Regions from separate parts of the Homo sapiens genome. Here region 2 is linked to region 1. Evidence: chromatin contacts called from ENCODE Hi-C or POLR2A ChIA-PET data. All regions are on one chromosome and are shown on one strand. Each heading gives the region's core, a stretch centred on a gene start or an enhancer-like site at or near the end of the contact. The rest is flanking DNA. Distances are from core to core; before and after follow the strand shown. Region 1 overlaps NIBAN1 (niban apoptosis regulator 1). Region 2 overlaps NIBAN1 (niban apoptosis regulator 1).

Region 1 (6,263 bases), core at 3,591-6,090:
CAAGCTCTGAGGTCAGACTACATTTCACACCTGGGCTGTGCCACTCACTAGCTATATGATCTAGGCAATTAATTCATCTTTCTGTGCCTCAGTCTCCTCATCTGTAAAATGAGGATAATTATACTCTCCTCGAGGGTTTTTGTGAGGTCTCAATGAAATCTGTAAAGTGCTTAGATGAACATTATCCTGCTTTGTAAGTGTTAGCAATTATTATCTTCATTTGCATAAATTGGCATGTTGTGTTGATGCATATTGTATTGAAAGCTGATACCGAGTCACAGAGAAATTGTTTTGTTGGGAAACTGGAAGGAGATACTTTGAACACAAGAGGCACTGTTAAGGGACGGCCTTTCTGAGTAAGGTGTCACAGCTGGTAGCGTAAAGGCGCTGGGTGCCTGTGGGTGGATAGGGGAGCATGTATAAGAGAGGGTAAAGGAGACGGGCCTCCTTCTAGTCCTAACCACTATGCTCAGTAACTGATAGAATTCATCAGCTAGGACGATGAACAAGTAGTGTGATGTACACCTGCAAATTAACTTTGAATTCAGTACTTGCTTAACTTTCTCTGTGTCTTATAATCCCATGCCTTGTCATTTTCAGATAATGCTAGGTCTCTGAGCCATTACACTTGAAGAGCTATGGGGAAATCTAGAGTGTTTTATCTTGCTGAATGCCCTTTCTTCTTTTCTTTAGATTACATGAAGCAGATGACATTTGAAGCCCAAGCCTTTTTAGAAGCTGTGCAATTCTTCCGACAGGAGAAGGGTCACTATGGTTCCTGGGAAATGATCACTGGGGATGAAATCCAGGTAATATGGGGTTCAAAATTTTGGATTCTCTCTGTGTTTGGGTATTTGGGTGATACGAAGTCAGGGTCATTTTATTAAACAATCAAACAGAAAAGTTGCAAGTATGGAAGATGTGGTTCCAAAGACCATCTCTCTCATGTCTGCAAGCATTGGTCAGGAAACTACTGGGCACCTACTACAAAGACCACCAGACTGGGCATGAAATAGGGCAGCCAAAAACATGACAACTACAGTGGAAAGAGCTGCCTCCACTGTTTTCTATGAAAAGAATTACTCTTTCAAATGACCTCGTGCTTCCAGACTAGAATCAAGTGTGAGTACCGAGGAATAGTGCGAAGTGCATGACAGGGCTTTAGCTAGGGTCCGCAAACTTGGACTTCAGTCATGCCAACTTATTTAACCTCTTTTAGTCTTAGATTACTCCTCTGGAAAAAATAAGAATAATAATGTTTACCTTGCATCATCGTGACAAGTGAAGTGCAGTTGGGGAAGTATTTGGTACGCAGCTGTCTTTATTGAATTATATGTAAATGAAGTAATGAAAAAAACAAATTCAAAAAGCATTAGACAGTTTTCTATATATTTAATTTATCTTTTCTAGTTTTCTGTGCCCTGTGGTACATTATAATTCCTCATGATCCTGACTAGATGCCAATCATGGCCTAAGCACTTCAGTGGGCTTGGTCCCAGGGACAGTATTATAAATCTAAGGAAACTGCTTTGTGATGTGACCCCAGCCTCCATGATGACACCAGTCACATGGCTGCTTCACCCAAGAAGAGGAGGCTGGGTACGGGCATATTTACATAAAGTAACACGGTATTTAAGAATGCTATTTTTTTTTTTTTGAGAGGAGTCTCGCTCTGTGGCCCAGGCTGGAGTACAGTGGCGCAATCTCAGCTCACTGCAACCTCCGCCTCCTTAGTTCAAGCGATTCTTCTGCCTCAGCCTCCCGAGTAGCTGGGACTACAGATGCATGCCACCACTCCTGCTAACTTTTGTATTTTTAGTAGAGATGGGGTTTCACCATGTTGGCCAGGCTAGTCTCAAACTCCTGACCTCGTGATTCCCCCTGCCTCGGGCTCCCAAAGTGCTGGGATTATAGGCATGAGCCACCACGCCTGGCCCCACTATTTTTTTTTTCCACATCTCCTAGGGTACCTCTTTTGGGAGCTAGTGAAATTCATTATTAGAGAACAATATTTGGAGGATGCTGAATGGTGCCTTGCCTCTGTGTGGTCATTAAACAGCTAATGCTGAAAACTCATGAGGGAGCTCTTCTTTATTGTTTCACCATATGAAAACATGTGTTTACCATCAGAATCTTCTCTTTCTCTCTCTCTCTTTTTTTTTCTGTCTGGTAGATTCTAAACTCATCTATTTCCCAACCTGAGACTTGCTTCTTTCAGAATTTTAAACAAGTCTTGGTTTCTGATATTTTGGGGAAGCACAGCCATTCATAAGTGTGAGAGAACTAAATAGTTATGTACTTATGCCATTAAGAAAAACAAAAGTGTCAGAAGGGGAGGCTGAAGCACTTGACACTGGCTGGCCTGCCATGTAAGCCAACATAGTTAATAGATAGATGAGTAGTCAAATGCTTTTGTGTGATACTTGACAATGTTCGAAACCTAATGGTGTTTGTCTTGCCAATCTTATGAGATGGGTAAGGCAGTTATTGTTATTTCAATTTTGTAAATGAGAAAACTGAGGGAAGCATATAACAGCTAAGTGACTTGCCTAGTCTCATTCATTCAACTACTATTTACTGAGCACTGACTCTATGCCGGGCAATGTGCTGGGGGCTAGTGACCCAGAGATGGACAAGACAGAATGGTCCTGGCCCTGTGGAGCTGATAGTTTCAGAGTTACATGCTAAGTGGACAAATGCAAAGGCAATGATGGCTTCTGATCCTGGCCGAGTGAAAGACCAACACCAACCATGGGAATATACTAAGTTACACATTTATTTTTTAATAGCTCCTTGAGTTCAGCTATGCCACTTGCTTCACTTTTTTCTTTCACTTGGAAACTAATGTGAACTTACATTCCTCCATGATGCCATTGAAAATAGATATTTAGGCCAGGCGCAGTGGCTCACGCTTGTAATCTTAGCACTTTGGGAGGCCAAGGCGGGCAGATCACAAGACCAGGAGTTCGAGACCAGCCTGGCCAACACAGTGAAACCCTGTCTCTACTAAAAATAGAAAAAAATTAGCTGGGCATGGTGGCGGTCCTGTAATCCCAGCTGCTTGGGAGGCTGAGGCAAGGAGAATTGCTTAAACCTGGGAGGCGGAGGTTGCAGTGAGCCAAGATCATGCCACCCTACTCCAGCCCAGGTGACAGTATGAAACTCCATCTCAAAAAAAAAAAAAAAAAAAAGAATATATGTATTTAATAAATCCTTTCTGGGAGTTGAGTTTGAGTTTGTTTTGGCTTCAGGCTGATTATGTGCTAAGTGGTGTAAGTTGGAAGAGAGAGAAATGACTCGTCCCTTGCCATCATGGTGAGGCGAGACACACATAGAAAACATGCAGAAGACAAGGCACATATGTGTGTGGGGTATATGTATATGGGTCTCTATATAGATGGAGATTGTAAAGCATTTGTGCAAGTGGTCATAGTAAGCTCCTAGTTTTGCAGGATAAAAAACATTTTAAGTGGGAAAGCAAAACAAAACAAAAAAAGCAGAAAAGAGATCAGAAATCACTGGAGGTATCAAGTGTCCCACTAAGAAGTTTCACAGGGGCTGGGTGTGGTGGCTCATACCTGTAATCTTAGCACTTTGGAAGGCCAAGTTGGGAGGACTGCTTGAATCCGGGAGTTCGAGATTAGCCTGGGCAACATAGCAAGACCCTATCTCTTCAAAAAGTTTTGTACAAATTAGCTGGGAACAGTGGTATGTGCAGGTAGTCCCAGCTATTTGGGAAACCAAGACAGTAGGATCATTTGAGCCCATGAGGTCAAGGATGCAGTGAGCTGTGATTGTGCCACTACACTGGGCAACAGAGAGACCCTGTCTCAAAAAAAAAAAAAATGGTTTTGCTTCTCTCAGAATTTAAGTGTTTTGGTAAAATAACAGACTAATAAAATGTGAATGCTGGAGGGGCATTTCAGGATTATTTGTCCAGCACCCTACAGGTAAGAGAAAGAACATTCAGAGCAGTTGGCTGAAGTCAGAAAACTAGTCTGTTACAGAAATGCATTTTAAACCGGCTTGGAGAAGCTGGTAAAAGGAAATGGCCTCTAAAGCTTACTGTGTGAGGCCAGGTAAGGATTATAGTTCCCCTCAGACTCTAAGACATGGTGCATAACAGTAAAGCAGTGTCTACCCTAAGACTCATAGAAAAAAGAGGCCAGGGGCCCGGAGAAGCTACCAAGTGGTTAAAGAAAATGGCATAGCATAACTGAGTTTGAGAAAATGACATCTTTTGTTTAAAGTGCTGGGTTTATTTGCATTTTTTCTTCCTGTCTGCTAAGACCTTAATCTTAACCCTGTCCTGAACCCCTCTACCCTAGGGGCCTGCATTCAGACTTCCAGCCTTGCTCCATTACCTTCATAGTAATGACTCACACAGCAAGAATGGAAGGCCCTCATAGCGATGGTTATTTTAGGCAAGTGCTCAGGCAAAGCAACTATCTCAGAATAACTTGCCTGGCAGACTGTTAAGGTGAAAATATTTGTATGCCAGTAAAAACATCAACATATTTTCTACTTGTCAATATAAATATATCAAATGAGATCATGAGGGAAAGGGCTTTGCAACTGTAAAGTATCTCTAGCTATGTGATATATTTATTATTTGCTTTTAAAATACCAAGATGGGCTAGAGAACAGCTCATAATTCCCACAGAACAGTTTCAAGACGGAAAAAAAAAAAAAAAACAAAAAACAAAACTACCCGCATTTTTAGGCCTTGTCCACGTGCTCCAGAGTTGTCTTTTGCTGAAAGATCTTAAGTGTGACTCCTTTTGACTGGATTTTTTCACCCACGGCCACTCAGTAATGCAAGGGGCCTGGACCAGCAGCCTGGTGAGACTGCGGGGCCTGCTTCAGGAAGGAGGGTGGTCTCTCTGGACCCCACACCTTCCTGACAGCTCAGCATCTGAAAGGAAGCACTGTGGTGTGGCCTTCAAGGGGCGATCCCGGGTTTGTTGGTTTTGATCAACCTAGTGACATGCTTAGTTTCTTGTAGGAGTGATAGAATTTTTAAATCTCCAAGTCCTAGCAGTTAAGTATACAAAACACTGCCCTTGCCAACACCCCCCATTAAAAAAAAAAAAAACTGAAGTATTTTTAGGTCACTTATGTTAAAATTCAGTGGATACTGTTCTGAGGGGAAGAGGCTAGGGAATTCCTTCATTATTACAATTTATTTATTAGATTAGCTACTTTCTCTAGAAAAGCCCAAGACCTTAAGACTCTGCTTGTGGAAGGCAGACCATGGTAGGGAATGCCAGAGTGGGCTCTGGGGAGGTGACAGGCAGCACTCGATCAGGGCAGGGTGGGGCTGAAAGTCGGAGGATGAGGATGGTGGTTGGGATGCGATGCACTTGAGCTTCAGCACCCACAGGCTCTGCTGCCCTGTGGCTATTCCCTGAGCCCCACTCCCCCACTGTATTAGTCCGTTTTCATGCTGCTGATAAAGACATAACCGAGACTGGGTAATTTATAAAGAAAAAGGGTTTTAATGGACTCTCAGTTCCATGTTACTGGTGAGGCCTCACAATCATGGAGGAAGGTGAAAGGCGCATCTTACATGGCAGCAGACAAGAGAGAATGAGAGCCAAATGAAAGGGGAAACCCCTTATAAAATCATCAGATCTGGTGAGACTTATTCACTACCACTAGAACAGTATGGGGGAAACAGCCCCTAGGATTCAATTATCTCCCACCAGGTCCCCCACACAACACATGGGAATTATAGGAGCTACAATTCAAGATGAGATTTAGGTGGGGACACAGCCAAACCATATCACCCCCCCGCCACTCGTAACCCACTCCCACCCTCTCTTTTTCCTCGCAGACATATTTCCTTTAATTCCCTAAGTTGTAACATAGAGCCAAATTTCTTGGAACATTGTGTGGGAAAGACTAAACAAAACTATAAGCCCACCCAAATGGAACATTATTTTTCTTTGGCCTTTATATATAGCATTTTCATATTTTCAAACCCATTTCACACTTATGCTAAAATTCTGACCAGTCTCTGCAAAAGGATGAATTGGGACAATTCTTATGACCCTTGAGTTTCATAATGTCAACCCACTGATTTTAAATTCTGGCATTGGTCTCTCTTCCTCTTGGCTCACTCTTCCCATACCACACTTTCGGCAGATGTGTTCCAAACAAGAACTTATCCCATTGAGCAGGGTGGGCTGGTGGATTATTAATTACCCACTGAATCTATTAGGTTGGTGCAAAAGTAATTGCGGTTCTTGCCATTACTTTCA
Region 2 (6,867 bases), core at 1,545-4,044, 55 kb before region 1:
CACAGGTTGTCAGTGGCCTGCAGAGGGGCAGGAGGGCAGAGGAAGCTCCGTTTGTGGGTCTTTAGACATAAGGAAGTTGAGAAAGATTGTGCCCAGGCTGGGCGCGGTGGCTCATGCCTGTAATCCCAGCACTTTGGGAGGCAAAGTCAGGTGGCTCGCTTGAGCTCAGGAGTTTGAGATCAGCCTGGGCAACATGGCAAAACCCTGTCTCTACAAATAATACAAAAAAACTAGCCGGGTGCGGTGGCTTATGCCTGTAATCCCAGCTACTCGAGAGGCTGAGGCGGGCAGATCACTTGAGGTCAGGAGCCTGGCCAACAAGGTGAAACCCTGTCTCTACTAAAAAGACAAAAATTAGCTGGAGGTGGTGGTATGCGCCTATAATCCCAGCTACTCAGGAGGCTGAGGCAGGAGAATCATTTGAATCTGGGAGGTGGAGGTTGCAGTGAGCAAAGATTGTGCCACTGTACTCCAGCCTGGGTGACAGAGCGAGACTCTGTCTCAAAAAAGAGAAAAAATTGTGTTCCTGGTATCCTCACTGTCCCTGTGATGTTGGGTAGGAGGCCAGGCAGACCGCAGTGGGACAGGGGAAGCTGGTGGAGGGATGCCAGAGGAGCCAGTGCTCCCAGTTTCCCTATCCTGTGAAAATATCTCACCAACTTTCCATCCCATGGCCTGCCCCAGATAGTCACCCTCACGACCTGAAACACACATTTGAAATAAAAGATACATGTTTTAAAAGGTATTTGTGTTTTCAATATTTCTTTAGCCTCCAGTGAGAAGGAGAACACTCAGCCCTTTGTGGTCCTGCCCAAGGAATTCCCAGTGTACCTGTGGCAGCCCTTCTTCAGACACGGCTACTTCTGCTTCCACGAGGCTGCTGACCAGAAGAGGTTTAGTGCCCTCCTGAGTGACTGCGTCAGGCATCTCAATCATGGTATGGCGCGGCTCCCCTCTCATCCCCGGGGCGGGAAGTGGGGCAGCCCTCGCTGAGTTGTTCTGGTCCATCATCTATTGCAGTGATTCTTAGAAAGAGCCACAGATGAGCCAAGTGCGGTGGCTCATGCCTGTAATCCCAGCACTTTGGGAAGCTGAGGCCAGCAAATCACAAGGTCAGGAGTTCGAGACCAGCCTGACCAATATGGTGAAATCCCATCTCTACTAAAAATACAAAAAAATATAGCTGGACGTGGTGGTGGGCACCTGTAATCCCAGCTACTTGGGAGGCTGAGGCAGGAGAATTACTTGAACCCGGGAGGCAGAGGCTGTGGTGAGCCGAGATCGCGCCACTGCACTCCAGCCCAGATGACAGTGCAAGACTCCATCTCAAAAAAAAAAAAAAAAAAAAAAAAAAGAGCCACAGATGGTGCTGCCCAGGGAAGAAGAGGGAAACAGGTAAAGGGAGAGTTCTGTGCACAAGGAGCCTCACCTGCTTGCTGGTTTTCAGGCAGGCCTGGGAGGCCCCGGTGAAGCAGAACATGGGGCAGTTATCTGGCTGCAAGTTGGGGGGTGTCACATTCTGACTGTCCTGAGTTTATTCATGTAGACCATTTTGCATATACTTCACTCTCCTTCTTCCTGATTTAAAAAAATCTAAATGCCAGCAAGAACATGCCAGTTTTCCCTGGCAAATGCTAGTCTTTTTGACATTTCCTTTTTATTTTCACCTTTATTTCTGAATAACAGTTACTCAGTTAAGATGAGTGGCACGGTCCGTGGTAATCTAGTATTTGTTTCTGGATCAGTGTTTCTTAAAACTTTAGGGCTCATAAGAATCACCAGGAGAACTTAATTAAAACACACATTCTTAGGCTTCACCCCCAGATATTCTGACTCACTGGGTACACCGTGGGGCCTGGACTTGGCTTTTCTAGCACACGGCCGAGTGGCACTGATGCTGCTGGTTCGCGAACCACCCTTGGGGTGGTGTTGCTTCAGGCCACTTTGCCTCCAGGCATGGACTTAAGCAATGTGACATCAATAGTAAAAGAGACTTCTCATTCCAATATGTGATGTTTTTGATATACTGAGGTGAATGCTGGTTTTTCTGGACTCCACAAAGTCTTCAGTTACAGATAACTGCGCTCTTTGTTCTTGGCACTTGGAAAGGCAGCCAGTCTAAGAGTACTGAGGGCTTACTCTGTGCCAGCCTCTACGTAGGTGTTAGGAAGAGAGTAATGAAGCATACAGAGTTCCTGTCTCTGGGAGTTGAAATTCAAACAGGGAGGATGGATAAACACCCACCAATTATCATTTGAAAGTTATCACAGTTAATGGGTTAAAGAGCAACGAGAGGTTACTAACTAGTGAAGAAAGGAGTGCCGAACTTTCAGCTCTCCAGGGGAGTCCTGTATGAGCAGGTGACATTTGAGCTGAGTCACCTCACCCATTGTGCCTTTATTTCCTAATATGGTTAATTTCACTGTATACTTATTTTAAAATTCAGAGGTTTCCCTGAGAGTGTCAGTCCCACAGAGTGAGAGTCACTAGTGATGCATCTCAACTAACTCTTGGTTTTAGCTGTGTATTGATGGGGACTCACGGAAAAAGATAAGGTCAGTCTGTTTTGCCACAGCAACCCTGAGTAACATTCATCATCATACTGGATCATAACTAGTTAGGAACTTTTTTAAAAAAATGATACCCTTATTAAAATCTTGCCTTGTGTTTTTGATGTTCTAGAGACAAAAAATTGCCCAGCACTGACTGCACCCTTTAGCTCATTTTCCACTACACTTGCCCGTCTGTGTTTAGGGCCTCGGTCTAGTAGGAACATGCAGTTGGCACTCAGCACAGGAACTGCGAAGTTTCACTGAGTGCAGAATGCTCCCTGCCCAGCCAAATGGGACTTACTGCATTCCCCCTTTCATGTACATAATAGGACTTTCTCTGAGGAGTTTTTGGATGTTATGTAGCCTGCATTTAGACTCCATTTATGGAAGATTTCAGCCCATTCAAAACCCCACTCTGCTCTCCAGTATGTTATCAAAGGCACCAAGATAATGAGGTCTAGTCATATTTCCTTGGTTCTGTGTCACATTCCTCTGCCCAGAAACTGTTTTATCCTCGCTGAGGCTTTATGTGGACTTAATTTGGCATAACTTCCAGTAGCTCCAGTCAGAACCAGAAGCTGTGATAACATTGTAGGGAACAGTCCTTGACTATCATGGGCCAAGGAGCAGACCTTTCTTTTCTCGCCTCTTTTTCTGTTTTTGACAGCATGATGTACCACTCATCTTTATTGTGTCACATTTTCTGTTCTAGTCTCTGCCTGTTACTCATTGTATTATTTTGAGTAAACCAGAAACAGGCTTTCACAAGCTGCCACTTAACCACTTTTTCCCATAATTACCCAAAAAGTTAAGAAATATAGTTAAAATTAGGGCTGGGATAAGGGCCAGAAACCCTGAGGTGGCTGCTGGGAGCCTGCTATCCTCTACCCGCATGCAGATGAGGAAGGGCTGTCAGCCTGCTGTGGCCATTGTTTCATTGACTCTCAGGCCACCGTGCTTCTCTGTTGAGAACCGGGTCCTAGGCATTCTAGTATCAGAGGCGTGTGAACCAGAGCAACTCCATCTTAAACAGGAGCTGGAAATGAGGCTGAAACTTACTGGGCTGCATTCCCAGATGGTTAAGGCATTCTAAGTCACAGGATGAGATAGGTCAGCACAAAATGCAGGTCATAAACACCTTGTTAATAAAACAGGTTGCAGTAAAGGAGCCAGCCCAAACCCACCAAAACTAAAATTGCAATGAGAGTGACCTCTGGTCATCCTCACTGCTACACTCCCACCAGTGCCATGACAGTTTACAAATACCATGGCAACGTCAGGAAGTTACCCTACATGGTCTAAAAAGGGGAGGCGTAAATAATCCACCCCTTGTTTAGCATATCATCAAGAAATAACCATAAAAATGGGCAACCAGCAGCCCTCTGGGCTGCTCTGTCTATGGAGCAGCCATTCTTTTATTCCTTAATAAACTTGCTTTCCCTTTGCACTGTGCACTCGCCCTGAATTCTTTCTTGCGCGAGATCCAAGAACCCTCTCTTGGGATCTGGATCGGGACCCCTTTCCTGTAACGCTAGCAGCTGATGCTAGGCATGTTGATCTCGCTTGGGGTTCCAGGACATGTCTCCTAGCACTCAAATTCCACCACAACCTAGCCCACTTGCGCCAGAAGTGTTGGGTCTGAATTTGGCTACATTTTCATGTTCATTCATTCTGAATCTAGAACCCCCTTGTCCTGCTTTTCCTTATAGGGTGGGCGTTTCCTATTTAACCCTGATGAAGGGCCTGATTATGCCCTGTTCTCCAACAGTAAGGCTAGCTCCTAAGGTAGGTAAGGGCCAGTAGAGAGCTCTATGTTTCTCCCTCCTTCAAAAGAGAGAGCAGCCTTTAGGAGCCTCAAAGATTATTTTGTATCCTAAGGAGAATAAAGGTTGTGTGTGTGTGTGTGTGTGTGTGTGCATGCTCACATGTGCACTTTCATGGGTGTTTTGCTTTTATTTAGTTTTGGCACCTCTTCATTGGGCAGGCATAAGAAAATCCCACAAGATTAATCCTTAGTAAAACATCCCACTCCACCTCACTGGACTAAATGTCAAGCCAACTGTATAGTATGATCCTAGAATAGTAGCTGCTGTCCTCTGTCCCTTTTGGAGTCACACTGTAATCCCTTGTCTCTGATCAGGGAAGGCTGTGGTTCTGAATGTCTGCTGCCACAAACTGAGACTTATATAAAGCCAAGATGTTCTGAGACAGTCCTGTTGTCCAAAATGCAATCCTATTCTTCAGAACTTTAGTTTGCAAAATACGATTGTAGTTATGGGTTATAGTTAAAGCTCCTGACAATACAGAGGGCTGAACACATGCGATATGGAATAATGATCATTATCGATGCAAGTCTGTTCTTCCAGCTCAGGATAATCATTTCTTGGCATGTAAATGTGCAGGAAGAAGAAAAAGTGTTCCTGGAGGAGGAATAGGATATGGGAGGGCCAGGAAGTAAGATAGAGTATGGACCATTAAAGGAACAGGAAGAATTTTGTGTGACTGGTGCTTAGAGAGGAGAGAGGAAGATGGGCAGGATCCATGCTATAAGGGGCTTTGTGATGCATATTAGGAACTTGGACTCTATTATAACAGCAATAGGAAGCCATTAGGATTTTAAGTAAATGAGCAACTTCATCAGATATTCACTTCAGAAAGGTCACAATGGCTGCAGTGTAGGCAGTGGATGAGAGGGTAGCATGGTGGGTGGCCAGGAGGCCACTTAAAAAGCTTTGGCTGGCAACAGATGGCAGTAGCTTGCACCAGAGTGAGGGAAGGCATTTGTCAATATCAACCCATGGTACTCAGACTAAAGGATTTGGGGGAACAGAGGAACTGGATGTTAGAAGGCAGCCATCACTGGATGAATGGTGATTCTGGAAAGGAGGTGTAATGCTGGCAAAGTTTTGTTCAACAGTGCTGTGCTAGCTTGAAGGACAGCCAGGACTGCCACTAAACAGATGCCAGTGTTCACATCGTCATGAACACAAAGAAAGAGAGGACAGTAGACTATCTGGGAAGCATGTGTGCACACGGGTTGAAAACGGTAGTATCAAAGAAAAGCCCATAGAATTTTGGTGAAAAGACCACAACAATATAAAGACACTCTGCAAATCAGTGCTTCAAGTTGGACTAGTTCAATCACTTATGACAATGGTAACATCCAACATTGCTTGTATGGAGTGAGTCAGGTGGAATGTGGAGCTATAACAGTGATTATGTGTTGGAATTGGTTACTCTGTCAGTATTACATGCCTTAAGCTCTTACCCCAGAAATCCCATGCCTTTATTAGATTTGATTTTGATACTTGCAAGTTTTAGGTGTTCAATAAATGTTGTGGAATTAAATTGAAATTTAGAACAACAAAGGACCTTACAATTCAAATCAGACAGAGCAAATCCTTTTTGGTGTGTTTATTTGAACATGATCTTCTTGCTGTGCAACACTCAGCAGCAAATCTCAGCTCTATTTTCCCCAGCTTATTGCTTCCTGGTCACCTACGAAGCAAGTTCATTACTTGAGAGACTATGCATCTAGTGTGGAGATCAATCAATTATAACTGAAAATATACAATGAATTTTAGTTTGTAATATGTGAAAACATACTTTTGAATTTTGTGGCACATGCTTATGTTTATGGACATGCACATATCTATGAGTTGGAAAATTCTAACTTTTACTTAGGCTCCTTTGGGCACTTTAGTACAAACTAATAATGTTTAGAGATAGATAAGGAAGAATACAATTGTCATGAACATATCTTTGAATGCTTTTACTTATAAAAATATTCTATAGTATACATGTGTTGAAATGCATACATAAAACCCTCTATGCACTGCAAGCAAAATGCTTGCTAGTTACTGTTAATAAATAAGTAGATATTAATTTCCTGTTTTCCTAGGAATATCCCAAGCAAAATTCTTTAAAAGTGTTCTCTCTGCTTGAGCTACATTCTCTTCTGGAGTTTAGCCTGTGCTCTTTGCCTCACATAGTTAGTACTCTACAATTAGAAATATTTCTCTCTGTCTCCTTGTGAGTATGTGGTTTTTACTTAGGAAGTAGTCATTCCCTTCCCTCCCCAACTTCCCCTCACCCCTGGTCCATGAAACTCTAAATTTGGGAGGGACTTTCATGGTCACCTATTCCAGTCCCTCAGGGTTTAATTATGATAAGGCTCAAATAGGTCACAGCTAGTTAGTGGCTGAGAACCAGTTGTCCCAATACCTGGCCTTTGACGTCTGTTTCAGTTGTAGATATCATGTTGTCTTCTCAGTGTTACTTTCTAAAAGACTCATCTCTTGGGCATTTTAAACAT

The links. Hi-C counts contacts between places; a loop is a spot of excess contacts on that map. ChIA-PET counts read pairs that join two places held with the same protein, here RNA polymerase II (POLR2A). Pooled maps may share reads with other maps.
Region 2: a loop to region 1 is called in a map of ascending aorta, with 4 times the contacts of the local background. The contact joins two enhancer-like sites. A Hi-C loop is called at or near these places in 24 of 168 maps with a recorded cell type or tissue (GM12878, MCF 10A, Right ventricle myocardium inferior and 13 more), 2 of 37 single-sample maps with no recorded cell type and 14 of 50 pooled maps. POLR2A ChIA-PET finds 5 or more read pairs at or near these places in 6 of 52 experiments (AG04449, MCF 10A, OCI-LY7 and 3 more).

What each region holds. Positions count from the first base shown.
Region 1 is chr1:184,826,393-184,832,655 of GRCh38, reverse strand. It overlaps NIBAN1 (niban apoptosis regulator 1), which reads left to right. Exons shown (of 14, transcript NM_052966.4): 6 at 694-809. The region is part of intron 1 of LOC107985238 (a long non-coding RNA gene); the gene reads right to left. Among named protein-coding and RNA genes, the nearest start is that of EDEM3, 75 kb to the right of the region's middle. Within about 2 kb of position 4,840, at least 7 of the 41 ENCODE cell types and tissues checked have a DNase peak (open chromatin) inside an H3K27ac peak, as active enhancers do; they include ascending aorta and tibial artery, where a contact is called at or near this core.
Region 2 is chr1:184,878,703-184,885,569 of GRCh38, reverse strand. NIBAN1 (niban apoptosis regulator 1) reads left to right here. Exons shown (of 14, transcript NM_052966.4): 5 at 770-937. Among named protein-coding and RNA genes, the nearest start is that of NIBAN1, 92 kb to the left of the region's middle. Within about 2 kb of position 2,794, at least 9 of the 41 ENCODE cell types and tissues checked have a DNase peak (open chromatin) inside an H3K27ac peak, as active enhancers do; they include ascending aorta and tibial artery, where a contact is called at or near this core.